Regions from separate parts of the Homo sapiens genome. Here region 2 is linked to region 1. A link is an interaction called in ENCODE POLR2A ChIA-PET data of the cell type or tissue named here. Cell type or tissue: HepG2. All regions are shown on one strand. Each heading gives the region's core, and the rest is flanking DNA. Links, peaks and the distances in the headings are about the cores only.

Evidence for each region. ChIA-PET counts read pairs that join two places held together with the same protein. Peaks named below come from ENCODE experiments on the same cell type or tissue, not always from the same donor. Only the 100,000 strongest peaks of a DNase experiment are listed, where the experiment ranks them.
Region 2: POLR2A ChIA-PET joins it to region 1 with 8 read pairs; 2 of 35 experiments call an interaction of 5 or more read pairs at or near these places.

The regions. Positions count from the first base shown.
Region 1 is chr9:123,323,708-123,326,609 of GRCh38, forward strand. No RefSeq gene overlaps it. Among named protein-coding and RNA genes, the nearest start is that of CRB2, 31 kb to the right of the region's middle. RefSeq lists an enhancer at 2,551-2,902. In HepG2, for the core only: no CTCF peak of the experiment used is centred there; a DNase peak (open chromatin) is centred at 1,264; H3K4me3 peaks cover 548 bases.
Region 2 is chr9:123,374,337-123,377,238 of GRCh38, forward strand. CRB2 (crumbs cell polarity complex component 2) reads left to right here. Exons shown (of 13, transcript NM_173689.7): 11 at 243-359; 12 at 881-1,007; 13 at 2,502-2,902. The coding sequence ends at 2,726. Among named protein-coding and RNA genes, the nearest start is that of CRB2, 20 kb to the left of the region's middle. RefSeq lists enhancers at 1,368-1,986, 1,987-2,604. In HepG2, for the core only: no CTCF peak of the experiment used is centred there; a DNase peak (open chromatin) is centred at 1,605; H3K4me3 peaks cover 836 bases.

The DNA of each region.
Region 1 (2,902 bases), core at 310-2,809:
GGAGACAATGCCAGCAACTGCTTGTCAGCATTGTTGTAAGGATAATGTGTGTTGAAGCACATGGGGTATTTAGAACCTGCCATCCCTGACACATGGCAGGCCCCTTTACTAGTGGCGTTCAGTATTGTTATCACCCGAGGCCAGGGTCAAATCTGTATTCTTACCTCACTTTGCAGCACCTAGCAAAGTGCCTGGCAAGCTCAGTAATGACTGCCGAATGAATGTGTCTTTATTTATGCACCACCTTGTTCCAAAAAAGACTTGAGGCTGTAAGATGACATATGTCATTGAGAGCATTGTGATTTTTTTTTTTAGACAGGGTCTCACTCTGTCACCCAGGCTGGAGTACAGTGGCATGATCATAGCTTACTTCAGCCTCAACCTCCTGGGTTCAAGCTATCCTCCCACCTCAGCCTCCTAGGTAGCCGGGACCACAGCCATGCGCCACCACATCCAGCTAGTTTTTAAATATTTTTATAGAGATGGGGTCCCGCTATGTTGCCCACGCTGGTCTTGAACTCTTGGGCTCAAGCCATCCACCCACCTCAGCCTCCCAAATTGTTGGGATTACAGGCGTGAGCCACAATGCCCCACTAGCACTGTGAATTGTAAAGCACATTCAAAAATCTAGTTGTTACCATCAATAGCCCTTGACTCTCCCCATGGATAGTCTTCCTAATGACAGTCTGCCCGGAGTGTCACACACCTGTGTGGTTGACTAGCTCCCTGCCTCCCAGAGTGTCTGTTTTTGTCTGGTGATAAGAAAAGTCTGGGTCTCAACTGCTCATGAGGCTGACGCAGGAGAATCGCTTGAACCTGGGAGGTTGTAACACTGCATCACAGCCTGGGCAACAGAGACTCTATCTCAAAAAAAAAAAAAAAAAAAAAAAAAAAAAGAGGAAAGAAAAGTCTGGGTCTTGCAGAACAGCAGAACGGAACCTAAACCTGCCTCAGGTAACTTCTGGTGGCCGGTCCCAGTTCTGCCCTCAGGGCTTCAGCCCTTTCAGCCCAGGACCTCCTCCAAGGGATTTGAGGACCAGGAAGCTCCAGTCTGATCTGTGAGCTGGGAAGGGGAGTGAGGGGCTGGGGCAGATATGTGCTTGGCCGCCCGGGGAGGTGCCCTGGCTGTCCACCCGCACCCAGGCCTCTGAGGGCAAGCTGGGGGTGTGAGGACAATGGAGCTGTGTTTTAGTTAAACCGTAGCTCTTGGTGAAATCCCAGGGAGCCTGAATAATTGACAGTGTGGTCAGCAGCTGACCGCTGACTTTCAGGCATGGTGGAAATCGATCTGGTCAACATTTACTGCCCTGGCCCTGGGAGGCCTGGGGGTCGGAGGTGAAAAGTATTGCCCCATCCTGAGTCCTAATCAAACGGTGTGGAGTTGGAGTTAGGTGGACTCACCTGTGTGACTGCGAGCTGCCCTTCTCTGAGCCTGTTTCCTTCTGCCTTCAATGTGGCTAGGAATCCGGTCCTCACGGGGAGACTGAATGGGAAAGAGCTGTGTGCATCGTAATGAGGGGAAGAGGATAAATCTGGTTTGGGATGTGTCTGAGTCTAAGGGCCCGTGGGGAAGCCTGGAGGTGAAGGTTCAGCCACTGGATAACTGGGTCTGGAGCTGGCGGGAAGCAGAAGGTTAGAAGTCCCATCTCTAAGTGGTCTCTGCAGCCACAAGAATGGATGAAGTTGTACAGCATGGACATAGAGCCAGGAGAGGACCCAGCACAGACACTGGGAGGCCACCCACTTCTAAGGTACAGTTGTGGCCCCAGGAAGGGGAGACACACAGAGGGACAGAGGAGCCACTGGGAAGGAACAATGTGGGTCAAGTCAGAATGTGGAAGGCGGCAGAAAGGTCAGGAAGAATCAAGACTGAAAAGGGTTGGCTGGACCCAGTCACAGGGAGGCTTCGCAGTGCACTCTGTGAGGGCAATTTCAGGAGAGTTGTTGGGACTGTGGGAGGAGAACCAGGTTTTCTCAATAGCAGGATTTCTAGGGGTGAGGAGACACGGGGAGCATACAGACACCCACGTCTTCACTTCCATGGATGACGTTCTGCATGGACCTCTGGCCATTTTGTGTTTTTGTTTTTGTTTTTGAAACAGAGTCTTGCTCTGTTGCCCAGGCTGGAGTGCAGCTGTCTGATCTCAGCTCACTGCAACGTCTGCCTCCCGGGTTCAAGCAATTCTACCTCAGTCTCCCGAGTAGCTCAGATTACAGGCACCTGCCACCACACCTGGCTTTTTTAAGTAGCAATGGAGTTTCACCATGTTGGTCAGGCTGGTCTCAAACTCCTGACCTCAGGTGATCTGCCCACCTCCCAAAGTGCTGGGATTACAGGCATGAGCCACCGTGCCCAACCCGAGCTCTGGCCATTTTTAGGAACACCCAGGCTTTAGACCTAGCTCAGCCACAAGTTGTAAAGTCATTTCCAGTCTGATAGTTAAGCCTTTTTTCAACCTAGTCTCAGCTGTTTTCTTTAGCCTCAATTACCATCCCTCCCCATCTTCCCCCACCATAGCCATCCAGAAACCTCCTCTCACCTTTGAATGTCACCTCCCACCCCAGCAGTTCCTGACATCCCCCCATGGAGACTTAATTCCTCTCTTCTCTGGACCTTGTACACTTTTTCCAATGCCTGTGTTTGTACAGTCACTTGTTCACAGATGTTAGCTGTACACCTACTATGTGTCTGGCTCTGTGCAGACTCTGCGATTCAGCAGAACAAGACAGGCAGTGGCAAACTCCATCTCTAACTGGGGCAAGAAGAGGGGAAATTAAGGAGGCAATAAATAACCATACTGCCAGGAGGGCAGGGCCACGGCCAGACCCCGGACGGATGGACGGACTGCGAATGCAGCCAGCTCCCTCCCCTCCCCACTCTCCTCTCTCCTCCCCACCTCTC
Region 2 (2,902 bases), core at 153-2,652, 50 kb after region 1:
TTTAGGAGCTGCTTTTGTTCAGAGTCCTTACACTTTGTTGTCCTGAGTCCTCTGAGACTCTGGAAAGCGAGTGCAACCCTGTGTCCCTTCCCTCCCATCAGGGACCTCAATCCCATGCCCAATAGAGGAAGGCCCTGAGTTCCATACATGAGAACACAAGCTCAGGTGGCCCACGGTCACAGCGCTGGGGAGGGCAGGTCCCAGGTGTCCTGCACCCACTCCAGCCTCTGCTCTCTCCCCAGGTTGCCTGTCCCATCCAAGGAGTGCAGCCTGAATGTCACCTGCCTCGATGGCAGCCCATGTGAGGGTGGCTCTCCCGCTGCCAACTGCAGCTGCCTGGAGGGTCTTGCTGGCCAGAGGTGGGTCTGGGGGCCTGGGAACTGTGAGGAGGTCCAATGAATGTGGAGGGCTGTTCCTCCAGCCAGGGTGGGGCGGGGGTCCTCGCCCACCTTCTCACCCCTCCCTGGTATCACAGTCACCATTGTCACTTGAGTTTCCTTCCATGACTCGCAAGACCATCCTCTGTGATACAGACTGCTGCTGGGCAGTGGTTGCCTGGTGGCAGTTCTGGAAACCCAGCCTCAGCCCGCCTGTGGGAGACCATAAAAGTGCAGATTCTGGGCCCTGCAGACAGTGGCGTCAGCGTCTGGGGCACCTGCCTTCACACAGGCTCCCGTCACCCTAATGGGATGAGAGTCCTTCTCAGTGACGGCTGCTCAGGTGGTCACCTGGCAGGGCCCAGCTGGGCAGGAGCAGCGCATGGGGACAGTGGATGGATAAGCTCTGATGCTTGCTGAAGTGGGGATGGGCAGCAGAGCAGCTGGGAGCACAAGAGGCAGCCATGGGGGAAGCCGCTTTCTCAGCCCCCCTCCCTCTCCAGGTGTCAGGTCCCCACTCTCCCCTGTGAAGCCAACCCCTGCTTGAATGGGGGCACCTGCCGGGCAGCTGGAGGGGTGTCTGAATGTATCTGCAATGCCAGATTCTCCGGCCAGTTCTGTGAAGTGGCGGTGAGTGTTGTCAGGGGTGAGGGGCCGTGGACGTGGCCTGCTGGGCCCTTGGCGAGATGCTGCTGGGGAGAGAGCGCAGCACCATGGGGCTGTTCCTGGGCCACTCTGTCATGGGGTGGGGCAGTGAGAGGAGCCTCAGGTCCCTTCCACACCCCCCACACAAGAGGTATTTCCACTGCAGGGAGAGCTTTGGGGGCTGTCACCGTCTATTGACAAGAGCACAAAGCTCCTAGCTGGGTCAGCGGCTTCCTCAGAGTGCCCAGGGCAGTGGCAGTGAGGACAGATGGTCTCTGCCAATCCAACCAGGACTCAGGGCCATGTTGGTGTTCTGGGATTTAGGTTGGTGAATCCAGGAGACTCATCTCCAGGGGTTTCTGAGCCAGTGTCCTGAGTAGGAAGACACGGAGGGGCAGGGGGCCTGGGAGTCCGCACTGGAGCAGGCTCGGCCCGCTGTGCAGGCTGGCCCCAACCCCGGGTGGCTCAGCCCAGGAGGAGCCTGGACAGACGAAGGCAGCAGGCGCTGGAGCTGTGAACCTCCCCGCCACACCCCTTCCTGGGGCGGGGTGGGGGGAGTGGGTGCTGGCGAGGAGAGGCTTGGAAGGGAAGTCTGGGGAGCAGCCTTGATCTCTACAGGCTTCTGGCAGCCTGGGTCATAAACCACAAATCCCCTCCGCTTACGGGGAATGTTTCCTTTCAAGTTGAACTTTTACAGCCTCTGGCTTCCCTACCCAGCCACCTCCCCAGGGCAGGGGGAGGAAATGGCTTTACAGCTCCTCCCTCAAAATGTCCAACGGTGGAGGCTGGCAGGACCCTCTCAGGACCAGAGGAACTTTCCTGTCAAGTTTTAGGACCCAGGTCACAGTGGGCTGGGAAGCCTGGAGGTACAGAGGGAGGCTGGTGAGTCCCAGAGCCCATGCCTCTGGAATCCTCGCATCCTGGGACTACAGAGTCCCAGGCATGTAGAGGCTTTGATGGGGAATCCTGGGAGCCTGTGACTGGAGACACCAGGGAGGTTTGCTGGGCTCCCCGAAGCCTGGGCCGAGGCTCGCAGGGACAAGCTGTCATAACAGCCCCTCGGCCCCCCTGCCACCCTGCCCCCGCAGGTGGGCCCCAGTGGATTCTGACCTTGCTATTGTGGCAGGGGGCCGCTCAGCCTGCCCCTGCTCCTGCTCTGCCTCATGAGACCCTCGTAGGCTTCTGTGAAACCCATGCACCCTGCTTAGCTCCTGCCGGGTGTTCAATAAACGCCCATCTCTGTCCTTCTAGCCAGAACTCCTTTGTTGTATAGGCCTCCCCGAGCAGTGGCTGTGACAGGTGGTTTCCTGGCACTTGCCTGCATACCCCTGGGGCTGGGTCTTCACTGCTCCCAGGGCAGCCTGCTCCCAGCTCTGATTTTCTCTGAGTAGGTCCTTGTGCTGCGCTCTCTGCTCTCTGAGGGCCCCGGCGTCCTCCCCTTCTCTGCGGTCTTAGGCCTCGGTGTCGTGTCTCTTGCAGAAGGGCCTGCCCCTGCCGCTGCCATTCCCACTGCTGGAGGTGGCCGTACCTGCAGCCTGTGCCTGCCTCCTCCTCCTCCTCCTGGGCCTCCTTTCAGGGATCCTGGCAGCCCGAAAGCGCCGCCAGTCTGAGGGCACCTACAGCCCAAGCCAGCAGGAGGTGGCTGGGGCCCGGCTGGAGATGGACAGTGTCCTCAAGGTGCCACCGGAGGAGAGACTCATCTAGGCCAGCCTGGCTGCTGGCACCAGCACCTGGAGGTCCTGAATGGTTTCTACCTGGAGACCCAAGGAAGCTGCTTCCAGGGCTCGGGACATTGCTACGGAAGTGTCCCCTTGGCTGGCAGCCTCTGCCTCTGCCTCTGCCCCATCCTGGATGGAGGACGAGGGGAGCAACTCAGGGAA